4 separate regions of the Homo sapiens genome follow, and regions 1, 2 and 4 are each linked to region 3. A link is a contact called in ENCODE Hi-C or POLR2A ChIA-PET data. All regions are on one chromosome and are shown on one strand. Each heading gives the region's core, a stretch centred on a gene start or an enhancer-like site at or near the end of the contact. The rest is flanking DNA. Distances are from core to core; before and after follow the strand shown.

Region 1 (2,700 bases), core at 108-2,607, 370 kb before region 3:
ACTTATCTCGAAATGATGTAAAAGGAGGTTCAAAATATTAGGTTGCTTTTGGGTTCCCTTTATCTCGAACATTGTTGCGTAGATTTGAGAAAGGGCTGATTTCTACTTTGTTTTCTAATCAGCAAGTCACTGGTTTTTCTACCTAAGAGAGACTGAACATTAACCACAGTGAAGCAGAAGGGTTGAGCCGCATTTACAAAGTGCCTTCACATTTTGGTCCTCAGAAACCCATCCGAGGGGGACAGAGTAGGTGTTACTGTTCTGATTTTACACATGAAGAGACTGGCCACTCGCCCCCACAAATTTCTGGAAGCTAGTCTTCCTCACTGAACTGGAGCCAGAAGCCATGTGAAGCCAGCCTGCTCCTGCCTACACCCTCCTTCCTCCAGGTCAATGTCATTTAGAATATATTGCATCCTTTTCTTGGATCTGTCTGCTAGGACCCGGGCCACCCTCCTGCTGGAGGCAACCCCGACAGCCCATATTTTAAGCAGCTCTTTTCACAGCCTGCAAACCTCACGGATTGTCTCTTACAACTGTCTGTTTACTCACTTCCCTCCACCCAGTCAATTCCGACTCCAGGCCCGGGAGGACAATTTTAAAGTGTTTCTGCAGACAGACCCTCTGGCCGCGCCGGAAGTGTTTTATGGACCTGTGAGCCGAGTTAATCCCAGGAGGCGCGGCTGGATTAGTCCCGGGTATGGGTGGGGGATTCATGTGTTTAGGTTTAATCCCCATGGGGGGGGGGCGTAAGGAGAATGGGGGTCGGGTGGCTTCAGCAATGTGTGCCCCCTCCCCATTAAACTCCGAGATTTGCGCTAGAGCGGATGGAAACCGAGGCACGCAGCCCTCGACCCCGGCCAGGCGTGGAGTAGGGGAGCAGGGGGTGCCCCGCGTGGGCGCACCCTAAGAAACCAGTGCGGACATGGCGAGCGAGACCAGAGCGCAGTTGTGTGTGGTTTTTCCCCAGGTTTTTATTCTTCCAGCCCTGTGGAAAGGAGGAGAGCCGCAACCCGGAGAGGGAGCCGGAAAGAAACACTTAATCACCGGCGTCTCGCTGCTCGTCACGCGAAGATGGCAGCGGCTCCCCTGGGTTTCAAGGTTCCGGGAAAGGCGTGTGTTCTGCCTTAAGGCGCGCGGGCTGATGCGCTCTCTCCCTCGGCTCGGCGGCCGGCTCCGGCTCACAGAGCCTCTCTCAACGCCGGCAAGTGCAGCCGGGCCGCCCAGCCCCCAGGCCAGCCTGGCCCCCTCTGGGCCTGGGGTTGGCGAGGGCAGCTGGGCGTCTGCGCTGCCCAGCCCAGCCGCGGATCCATGGGGTTTCGCGAGCTGAAAGTAAAGGCTTGAGGGAGTGGGGACACCCACACCGACCCGCGGCACGCAGGGGAGTCAAGCTGCGGCCAATGCAAGACGAGCAGGGTAGACTACTACTAGCGGTGGCCGGAGGCTCAGCCACCTTCGCGGGAGAGGGGATTTACCGCCACCCTCATCCACGCGCAGGCCCCACCGCCCGGTCCTCTCCTCTGATCCCCGGGCCATTGCGAAACACGGAGCGAACAGGTCCTCGCCAGCAGCCGTCATTTCCCGGGAAGATGGGAACCCACAAGCCTGACTGTGCTTCCTAAGGATACTAGCGTGCGCGCAGACCTTGGGGGGAAAGAGGGCAGCGCGGTCTCCCCGACCCGGACTCTTCCCTGGCGCAGCACACAACCGCCACGGGCTTCCGAAGCGCCCGAGCGGGGAGGAGGAAGGAAAAGCGGAGGCCCGGGAGGCGGGCTGCGCGCTTGGAAGCCGTGTGTGTTTATGTGTCTGCGCGCGCGCCCTGGCCGGACGGGTGTTGAGGGGAGAGTGATCGTGAGCAACCCGGAACCAGCAGTCCCAACCTGGACTGACGAACTGGGCTCTCCAGTCCTGGGCCGTGGGGCTCCATGCCTCGGGCTGGCGGGACAAGCGGCGGGGAGCCCGGAGCTTCGGAGCCGCCGCCGGGCATCTAGCCAGCTCCGCGGGAGAAGCCCGGGGGCGCGTCGGGAGCCAGGGGACTGGTGTGAACTAGCCGCCCCCGCAGGCGGACGTTTAGCTCCGGCACCCGGGAGCACTGACACTGGGCGATAAGGAGTTCCTCGGCAATCGGCTGTCCCCAGTCCCCAGTCACCTCCGGCGGACGTGACCGCCGGATGCTATGCAGCTAGGTGGGCCAGGGGGGCCTTTGCATTGCCTTCCCTGACCCCTTCCTTGCCGCGGAGGAGCCACAGTAAGATGCCTCTGTACGACTCTCCAGAACTTTCTTTTGCAAAATAAAGGCCAAATGTTGGGCCTTCTAGTCTCTTCATATTTTCCTTTGGAAGGTTGGGGTCCAGGCAGTCCTCTCGAAACAACCCCCAAACAGATCACTTTCATTACAAAACGCTAGAGAGGCAACACAGCCCTATTTCTCTCTCTGGTCAATCCAGGCCCTATCTCTCCCTCTGGTCAATCCAGGCCCTATTATCCCAAGCTGTGCGGCTTTGGGCAAACCGCTTAACAGTTCGAAACCTCGGAGTCCTCATCTGTAAAATAAGACCAATACTATTATCTACCTCGTAGGGTTGTTCTGAGGATAACATGCCTCCATACATAAGGTGCTTAGAACGCTGCCTCCAGTACAATGCTACGTGTGTTTGTTACTATGATCTGGCACTCCCTTTGGATGGGTAGGGAGTACAA
Region 2 (2,700 bases), core at 61-2,560, 330 kb after region 3:
TTTGTTCGCCACACAGAGGTCAAAGATATCTTTGTGAAAATTCAGTTTTGATTATGTCCCATCCCTCAGTTGAAGCTTCTCAATGGCTTCCCATTGCTTTTAGGATAAAGACCAGAATATTTAACATAGGCTTCAAGGTTCTAAGTGATATGGCCCCTGCTCCCCTGCTTCATCTCCCCATCTCTACTTTGGCCACATGGCCTCTTTCTGCCCTTCAAATTTGCTATGCTCCATCTTACCACTCACTGTTACCTCTCCCCTAAAGCTCTCTCCCCCTTCTTTGCTGTGTTAATGCCTGCTCCTGCTTCACATGTCAGCCTAAGCCTTACCTCTTTGAGGTAACCCTTCCTGACCTCCCTAAATCTGCCTCATAGCATTATGTATTTTACATTTGTTTGTGTGATTGCTTTTAATATTGGTCACCCCCTACTCCTATCCACTATAATGTAATCTTCAAGAGGGCAGAGGCATGTTTGGTTTTGATCATCGCTGTATTTGCAGTGCCCAGCCAAGAGTCTGGCACACTGTAGGCACTTGGCCCCTATTTGTTAAACTAATAACTTGATAAATCAGGGGTTGGGCTAGAACATCTCTAGGGTTCATGTTAGCGCTAACTTTCAGGGCTTCCTTTTCAGATCCTTCTTGTAGATCAGAGGGGTGATGGGGAAAGCAGCCAACTGTGGTAAATTAACAGCTTCCACACAGTCAAAGCTGTTGGTTAGAACTCAAAGGAGCCCTTTTCCTACTTCAAAGATACTGCATGGCAGGCACCAGCATTGACCGGCCAGATAGTTTTCAAGGAATGCTTGATACAGGCCAGCAAACTAAGTGCCAGAAATCCTGGGACAGAGACTTTTGCCAAGAGATTCCCTGCTCTGGTGAGCTGAGCTGAGCTGAGAGATGGCTCTAAATGTCACTGATTAATCATGAAGGGTGCTTCTCAGCCATTCCAACACTCTGCTTTTGCTCCTTTTCAGGTCTTCACCCTTCGGCCCCTTCTAGAAAAACCCCAAGTGACTGCTGTCTAGAAATATCCTCAGATAATTGGCTTGGCTGATGCCCAGATGTCCCTTGTCTTATATTAAGGTGTTGGGGAAGGAGGCAGGGACAAGTTACTCTTCTAGCTCTTGCATTGTATGATTCTGTTATTCTAAATTTTGAGAATTTTTTTCCCTTTTAAAGAGTGAATTAATTCTATTTTGACAGCATGACTTGGATCCCATCCAGGGAAAAGAGGTAGGAAGTTCCAGGGATGTGAGTCATCTATCCACCGGGGCTGGAGGCAGTTCTTCTGTTCTTATCCCATGACAAGGACAAACTCTCTGTCAAGGTCAGATCATGTTCTGAATCCATACTCACCAGGCAGCCTGCCATTTCCAATGGCAGCTTCTCCTGGGGCTCAGGAAGGAGGGCTTAGGTGAGGCACCTGGACAATTTGGTCCTTAGAAAAGGGTGTTCCTCTGACTGTGAGTTAAGAATCTAATATCCTGTGTGAGGTGGGAAAAAGAAGTGAGTGCATGGCTGGGTCCTGAGTTTGGGTGGTAGAAAAGGTCTGTTTATAAGATGGAATACTATACAGCAGTATTGACATGGATGCCCTAGAGCCACATTAGCAACATGGACTAATTTTTTTAAGCTTTATTTTATTAATTGACACCAAAAACTGTACATATTTATGGGATACAATGTGATATTTGAATACATATATACATTGTATAATGATCAAGTCAGGGCAATTAGCAAATCCATCACCTTAAACATTTATCATTTCTTTGTGGTGAGAACATTCAAAGTCCTCTTTTCTAGGAAATTTGAAATATACAAAATATTGTTAACTATAGTCACCCTACTGTGCCATAGAACACCAGAACTTATTCCTATCTAACTGTAACTTTGTCCCCATTGACCAACCTCTTTCCATACCCCATCTCCCCACCCTCCCCAGCCTCTTGTAACCACTACTACTGTCTACTTCTATGAGATCAACTTTTTTAGATTCTGCCTATGAGTGAGATCATGCAGTATTTATCTTTCTGTGCCTGGCTCATTTAACATAATATCCTCTAGGTTCATCCATGTTGTTGCAAATGACAGAACTTTATTCTTTTTTACAGCTGAATAGTATTCCATTATGTATATATACAATATTTTCTTTATCCATAGTATTCCATTGTATATATTTTATTTTTATTTATTTGAGACAGAGTCTTGTTCTGTCATCCAGGCTGGAGTGCAGTGGTGCGATCTCAGCTCACTGCAACCGTTGCCTCCCAGCTTCAAGCAATTCTCCTGCCTCAGCCTACTGAGTAGCTGGGATTACAGGTGCCCGCCACCATGCCCAGCTAATATATATATATATTTTTTTGTAAAGACAGGGTTTCACCATGTTGGCCAGGCTGGTCTGGAACTCCTGACCTCAAGTGATCCACCCTCCTCAGCCTCCCAAAGTGCTGAGATTACAGGTGTGAGCCACCACGCCTGGCCCCATCATGTATATATACAACATTTTCTTTATCCATTCATCCACTGATGAACACAGGTTGACTCCATATCTTGGGTATTATGAATACTGCTGCAATAAACATGGGAGTACAGATAACTCTTCAACATGCCAATTTCATGTCCTTTGGATATATAACCAGTAGTGGGATTGCTGGATCATATGGTAGTTCTATTTTTAATTTTTTGAGGAACCTCCAA
Region 3 (2,700 bases), core at 74-2,573:
TCTAAAGGGCCCCTTTCGAGTGCCCTGGATAAGCCTCTAGGAGATGAAAGAAGCAAGAGTCTAAGGGTTTTGAACTGTCCTCTGTCTCCAGAGTAAGCGGTTGCCGGGACCATGTGTGTTCACTATGGGTGCTCAGGCCACAATCAACGCCTGCCTTCCACTGAGAGGGCTGTGTCCCTTCTGCTTTTTCTCCTCATTTTTATTGAGGGCGTATTTTCTTTATCTTTAAAGCTTTTATAGCTTTGTCTCTCTGCCTCGCTTTAGTACATTCTGTTGTTATGATTTATGCTGCTTTTACTGGCTCTTTACCCTCAGCACATAAACATGTTTAAGTTTTCCACATCTTAAAAAAATAAAATAAAATAAAAAACCCTTCCTTGACCCTGTGTTCTCATCTAGTTTCTGCATTCTCTCCCTCTCTCCCTGCCCCTCTCTCTCTCTGCCCTCTTCATTGTCAGCTCTTTAGAAGTCATCTGAACTCGCAATATTTTCTTCCATCCCACTGATTCCTTAACTCTACCGGCCAACTCACCTCTCCAAGAACCAGAAACTCAGCCCAGCTTTGCTTAGCACAATGAGGGGTTTTATTGGCAGGATGCTGGGAATACCTCAGGGCTGTGGGAAGAGAAGACGGGAAGAGGTGCAGCTGGGCCACCAGGATCCCCTGAGACTCTTTTCTTGTGGCCCCCACACTCTCTCTTCTCCGAGCTTCTCTGTTTGGAGTGATGGCATTCTTTCCTCCATGCGACTCCTAGCTTCTCCAGAGCCTTCTATCTTGTGGCTCCCACCCCCAGGGAAGGTTCAACTTGTTTGCCTTCATTAGTTGCAGTTTGAAAATCCCAGGGAAGGGTTCTGATTGGCCCACTGTGGGTCCGGTGTCTTCTCATGGATCAATCAGCCATGGCCACAGGAGTGAAAGTCGCACAGCAGAGACAAAACCACAGCTGGCTTCCTCCCTACCAGCAGTGCTTCACTGAAACTACTCTCATCCACCTGGGGGCGCCCCACCCACACGGCTCAGGCCTGACCTCTTCGTGTGCCCCTGCTGCTTCCGATTGCTGCTATCTGCGTGAAGCCGTGGAGCGCTACTGCTTGTGTGTACAACAGAGCAGCAGGGCCAACTTCAACTGATGATTCTCAGGTGTATAAATACCGCAGCTTCCTCAACCTCCGAAGTAGGCTAATGCGGTGGGCACAGAGATGAGCCCGCCAGGTTCCCCTCCAAGGAGGTATTCGTTGCCCCAGTTGAGCAGACAGTCTCCATCCAGCTGCCAAGAACCATCTCACCCATAGGCACTTCCTCCCCCCGGGGTAGCCCACAGCCAATGACTAGTCATTTCATCCCACTCCAAGACAGCACTGGCAGGCCAGACGCACTTCAGCGTTCCCCACGATGACTCCAGGCTTCAACAGGCCAGTTTTGCAATTCAACCCTCCCTCTGCCCAACCCCACTTCCTCCTCCTCCTACAGACGTTCCTAATGACAATCTTGCATGCCAAACTCCATTTCAGTTTCTGCCTGTTGAGAACCTAGCCTGTGACAGAACTGAGCTCTGTGTTCCACACTGTCTCTCAGAGGTCCCCCTTGGGACTGAGCGCCAGTTGCCTGCAGTGGGAACTGGCTTGGTGACACTCCCTTTATTGCTGGCTTCTCTCTCCTGTCTCACACCCCCATTCCCAAGCCCATATTCTCTGAATCTCCTAAAATCTAAATCTGTTTGCTCTCAAGCCCTTCTCTTGAGATCTGCTTCTGGAACAACTCAGACTCAGACACCAGGACTTTCTTGCTGTTAAATCCAGATGACCCAAACTTTATCTGCACAGTGTACCACTGTGACCATGAGCGCTTTTTGAAACACTTTCCTCCCTCAACTCCCTGAAACACTTTTCTGCTTCCCCTCTGGCCATTCCTTCTTCCCCTGCCCACTTCCAGGGTTGACAGCCTGGCTTGTTCTTGCAGCCAACACAGCTGAGAAGACCTGTCATTCCTCTGGAGCTGACTGCCACTACACAGGAATGACCCACACTGTCCATTTCCCATCCAGATCTCTCTCTCTATCTCTGTGTTGAACTCTGGACTCATATATCCAACTATCTCCCACCATCTCTGTGTGAATGTCCCACAGACACTTCAAATCATCATGGCAGGACTGAGCTCCTCACCATTTTCCTAAGCCAGCTTCTCCTGCTATACTCCTTTCTGTATTCTCCTACATTCCCCATCTCAGCAAATGGCATCACTGTCCCTAAAGCCAGCTATTCTGAGAGTCACCCAGCCTCCTACAAGTAAGTCTCCCTGATCCCAGGCTGTGCCATCCGCTAGCCACATAACCTTGAATAACTCATGAAACCTCTCTCAGCCTCAGTTTCTGCATCTGTAAAATGGTCTGTTAATAATAGTACCAGGCTGGGCGAGGGGCTCATGCCTATAACTCCAGCACTTTGAGAGGCCAAGGCAGGTGGATCACTTGAAGTTAGGAGTTCGAGACCAGCCTGGCCAACATGGTGAAACCCTGTCTCTATTAAAATACAAAAATTAGCCGGGCATGGTGGCGAGCACCTGCAATCCCAGCTACTCGGGAGGCTGAGGCAAGAGAATCATTTGAACCTAAGAGGTGGAGGTTGCAGTGAGCTAAGATTGTGCCACTGCACTCCAGCCTGGGCAACAAAGCGAGACTCCTTCTCGGAAACATAAAAAAT
Region 4 (2,700 bases), core at 121-2,620, 270 kb before region 3:
GAACCCGGCAGGCGGAGGTTGCAGGGATTGCGCCACTGTACTCCAGCCTGGGCAACAGAGCGAGACTCCGTCCCCGCCCCCCCCAAAAAAATTTAGCTGGGCGTGGTGGCGTGCACCTCTAATCTCAGCTACTTGGGAGGCTGAGGCAGGAGAATCGCTTAAACTCGGGAAGCGGAAGTTGCAGTGAGCAGAGATGGTGCCACTGCACTCCAGCCTGGGTGACAAAGCAAGACTCTGTCTCAAAAAAAAAAAAAAAAAAGCACGTTGTTTAATTCCTGACTCCTCCCCCAGTTAATCTCCACTTGATATTTACAAAACCTTCCCTTCCCCTCCCATGAAGAACAGGCTGACAAAGGATCTTGCTTTCTGTGGTGAAGAATGTTCTCATGGCCATGGCATTGGCCGCCTGAGTTAAGAGTTTCGAGAGAAAACAACTGAGAGGATGTAAATTGTACAGGGACAGGTTGCTTGGGGAGAAGTTCAAAAGACAAGGCTGGGCTTGGAGGACTGGGCCACCCGTGCAGAAGGGCGCTGGGTGCCGTGAAAGGAGAGGAACAGAACTGGAGAAAGGGTGTGAAAGTAAAGGGGGGATCTTGGAAAGCCCCCCCCACCCTGTTCAGTGGACAGAATGCTTCTCTCCCCTCATAGATCCAACTCCCTCATCTTCCCATCTCACCCTCTTGCTGTCATTCGATTTTCTGCCACAAAATGGGGACCCTCTGTGGAGTGAGGAACCAGGCAGGTGGCCCAGGGGGCCGCCAAGCTGGGTGGAAGCTGGTCTGGGGTTGGCTGCCAGAACAATCCAGGCTCCACTCCAGCCCATCAGGGGGCTTGAGGCTGGGTGGGTGAGATAAACTGTTTCAGTGGTTTTCAGGAGCCCTAATCAATTGCGAGGCAGAGCAAAGCCCTCTGCGGACAGATAAAGCCAGTCCTGCGTCGGTGCCCAGTTGGAGTTTGTGTGGTTTGAACTTTTGTGTGGTTTGGACAAGTTCGCCGGGTTTTGCTGGGGCGGTTTATTCTGTTTCCAAACTGCAGTAGAGGGAGGCAAACGGCCCTTGGACCCTACAAGCCACTCCTGAAATACGATAGGTGGCCTGTCCTCTCTCCCGCATGGTCCCAAAGGCTCAGGGAAGAGAGGCAGGGCAGGTGCGGGCCATACCCCGCCCTCCTGGTTCCCGCCGGTGGCTCCGGGTGTAGACATTTCTAGAAACGCTCCCCTGCCCAAGGCTGGCTAGACCTTCGCGTTGGGGAGCTGAGCTGCTGCAGGTTTGATTGTCTTCCCCTGCTTCCAAACTAGAAAGACGAATGCCCACTTTCGGATTCCATCTTCTGCCGCGGACGCATCCGGGACGCGCAGCCGCCCGGCGCAGAGGAAGCCCGGGACGCTGGGGACACCGCCTGGAGCCTCCGCGCATAGCACCGGGGCGTTTTTTCCTTCCAGCTGGAGGCTTCCCATTTAACCTCTAAGGTGCCAGAAGATCCGGATCCCTCGCGGGCAGGCCTTTGGCTGGCTCCGGGCTAGGCTGGGACCCCAGATCCCAGTGCCGCTGGCGAGCACTCGGCGTGCAGATGTCTGGGGGGCTGTGCGCGGGAGAGGAAGTCTGCCCAACGAGGTGGACGGACACTGGGCCCGCGGGGACCCATCTGACAACGCCCGGTCCCCAGGGAAGCCTGTGCGAGCCTGCGGGGGACCAGGGCAAAATAGAATCAGGAACATGTGTTGTTTGGGAGGGAAGCTGGGGCGCATGGCATGTCTCAATAGTGCTGGCACCCTCCAGGGACCTTCCTGCTTCCACAGAAGGTGGGGACGGGGAGGCGAGCATGGAGAGAGAGAAAGGGAAGTGGGAAGAAATTGGTCACGGAGGAAGCTATTTTTATGCTTTGCTACAGCTGCGTGCGTTTCTCTGACCAACTAGGCAGCGAAAATTAGACCGGCTCCGGCTGAAAACAGGCCCTAAACTTCACGGGGGTTGGGGGTAGTGGGACACGCGCAGGAAAGGGAAGGAGAGGGGGAAATCCCCATGGATCTGGCAAACCCCAGTGTCCCGGAAGCTGTCAATGCGCAGAGAACAAGCTCCCCTGCCCTCCCCGACTCCAGATGCCTCAACCTTCACCTTGGATGTCAGAGGCATCCTTTCCCCTCTGTGTGACATCTTGGGCATGACACAGCCAAGACTGAGGGTTAGTTCATCAGTGTCTTCTGCTTTTAGGCCTCAGAGGACTTATCCTTTTTGGCAGGGGACCAGACCTCCTGGGTGGCCTCCATCACCACTAAGTCACTTGGGCACCTGGAGAAATGGCAAAGGTCCCAAACAGGAAACCAAGATTGGGAAGTGAGGGCCCTAGAATTAGAATCTTTTGGGGTCTATGATTGTCTAGGTCAGCAGTTCCCAAAGTGTGGTCTGAGGATCCCTGTGGTTCCCTGAGCCCTTTTCAGACTGTCCTTTTCTAACTGCAAAGCTCCATTAGGCTGGATTTTCTTCAACCAAAACAATGTATCACAACGCATTGGATGCCCAAGCCCCTATGAGGAAGCAGCTGTTTTCAATTAAGCCAGATATTAAAGAGGTTTGCAAAAATGTAAAAACGATGCCACTTTTCTCCCTAAACTTTTTTGTTTGTTTTGGAAAATACGGTTATTTTTTAATAAAATTGTGCTATCGATGTTACCATGTATTTTATCCATTGCTGTGTAACAAG

What was found. Hi-C counts contacts between places; a loop is a spot of excess contacts on that map. ChIA-PET counts read pairs that join two places held with the same protein, here RNA polymerase II (POLR2A). Pooled maps may share reads with other maps.
Region 1: a pooled map shows a loop between it and region 3 (9-fold over the local background). The contact joins two enhancer-like sites. A Hi-C loop is called at or near these places in 1 of 37 single-sample maps with no recorded cell type and 4 of 50 pooled maps. POLR2A ChIA-PET finds 5 or more read pairs at or near these places in 1 of 52 experiments (SK-N-SH).
Region 2: a loop to region 3 is called in a map with no recorded cell type, with 3 times the contacts of the local background. The contact joins two enhancer-like sites. A Hi-C loop is called at or near these places in 1 of 37 single-sample maps with no recorded cell type and 5 of 50 pooled maps.
Region 4: a map with no recorded cell type shows a loop between it and region 3 (22-fold over the local background). The contact joins two enhancer-like sites. A Hi-C loop is called at or near these places in 1 of 168 maps with a recorded cell type or tissue (endothelial cell of umbilical vein), 1 of 37 single-sample maps with no recorded cell type and 2 of 50 pooled maps. POLR2A ChIA-PET finds 5 or more read pairs at or near these places in 1 of 52 experiments (PC-9).

Annotation. Positions count from the first base shown.
Region 1 is chrX:40,170,759-40,173,458 of GRCh38, forward strand. It overlaps a transcript of BCOR not described here. Among named protein-coding and RNA genes, the nearest start is that of BCOR, 74 kb to the left of the region's middle. RefSeq lists silencers at 1,252-1,311, 1,332-1,411. Within about 2 kb of position 1,358, at least 31 of the 41 ENCODE cell types and tissues checked have a DNase peak (open chromatin) inside an H3K27ac peak, as active enhancers do.
Region 2 is chrX:40,866,266-40,868,965 of GRCh38, forward strand. No RefSeq gene overlaps it. Among named protein-coding and RNA genes, the nearest start is that of MED14OS, 130 kb to the left of the region's middle. RefSeq lists an enhancer at 819-1,318. Within about 2 kb of position 1,311, at least 3 of the 41 ENCODE cell types and tissues checked have a DNase peak (open chromatin) inside an H3K27ac peak, as active enhancers do.
Region 3 is chrX:40,538,363-40,541,062 of GRCh38, forward strand. No RefSeq gene overlaps it. Among named protein-coding and RNA genes, the nearest start is that of ATP6AP2, 41 kb to the right of the region's middle. Within about 2 kb of position 1,324, at least 11 of the 41 ENCODE cell types and tissues checked have a DNase peak (open chromatin) inside an H3K27ac peak, as active enhancers do.
Region 4 is chrX:40,265,806-40,268,505 of GRCh38, forward strand. All of the region lies in intron 1 of LINC03099 (long intergenic non-protein coding RNA 3099), which reads left to right. Among named protein-coding and RNA genes, the nearest start is that of LINC03099, 4.2 kb to the left of the region's middle. RefSeq lists enhancers at 2,026-2,125, 2,156-2,205. Within about 2 kb of position 1,371, at least 26 of the 41 ENCODE cell types and tissues checked have a DNase peak (open chromatin) inside an H3K27ac peak, as active enhancers do.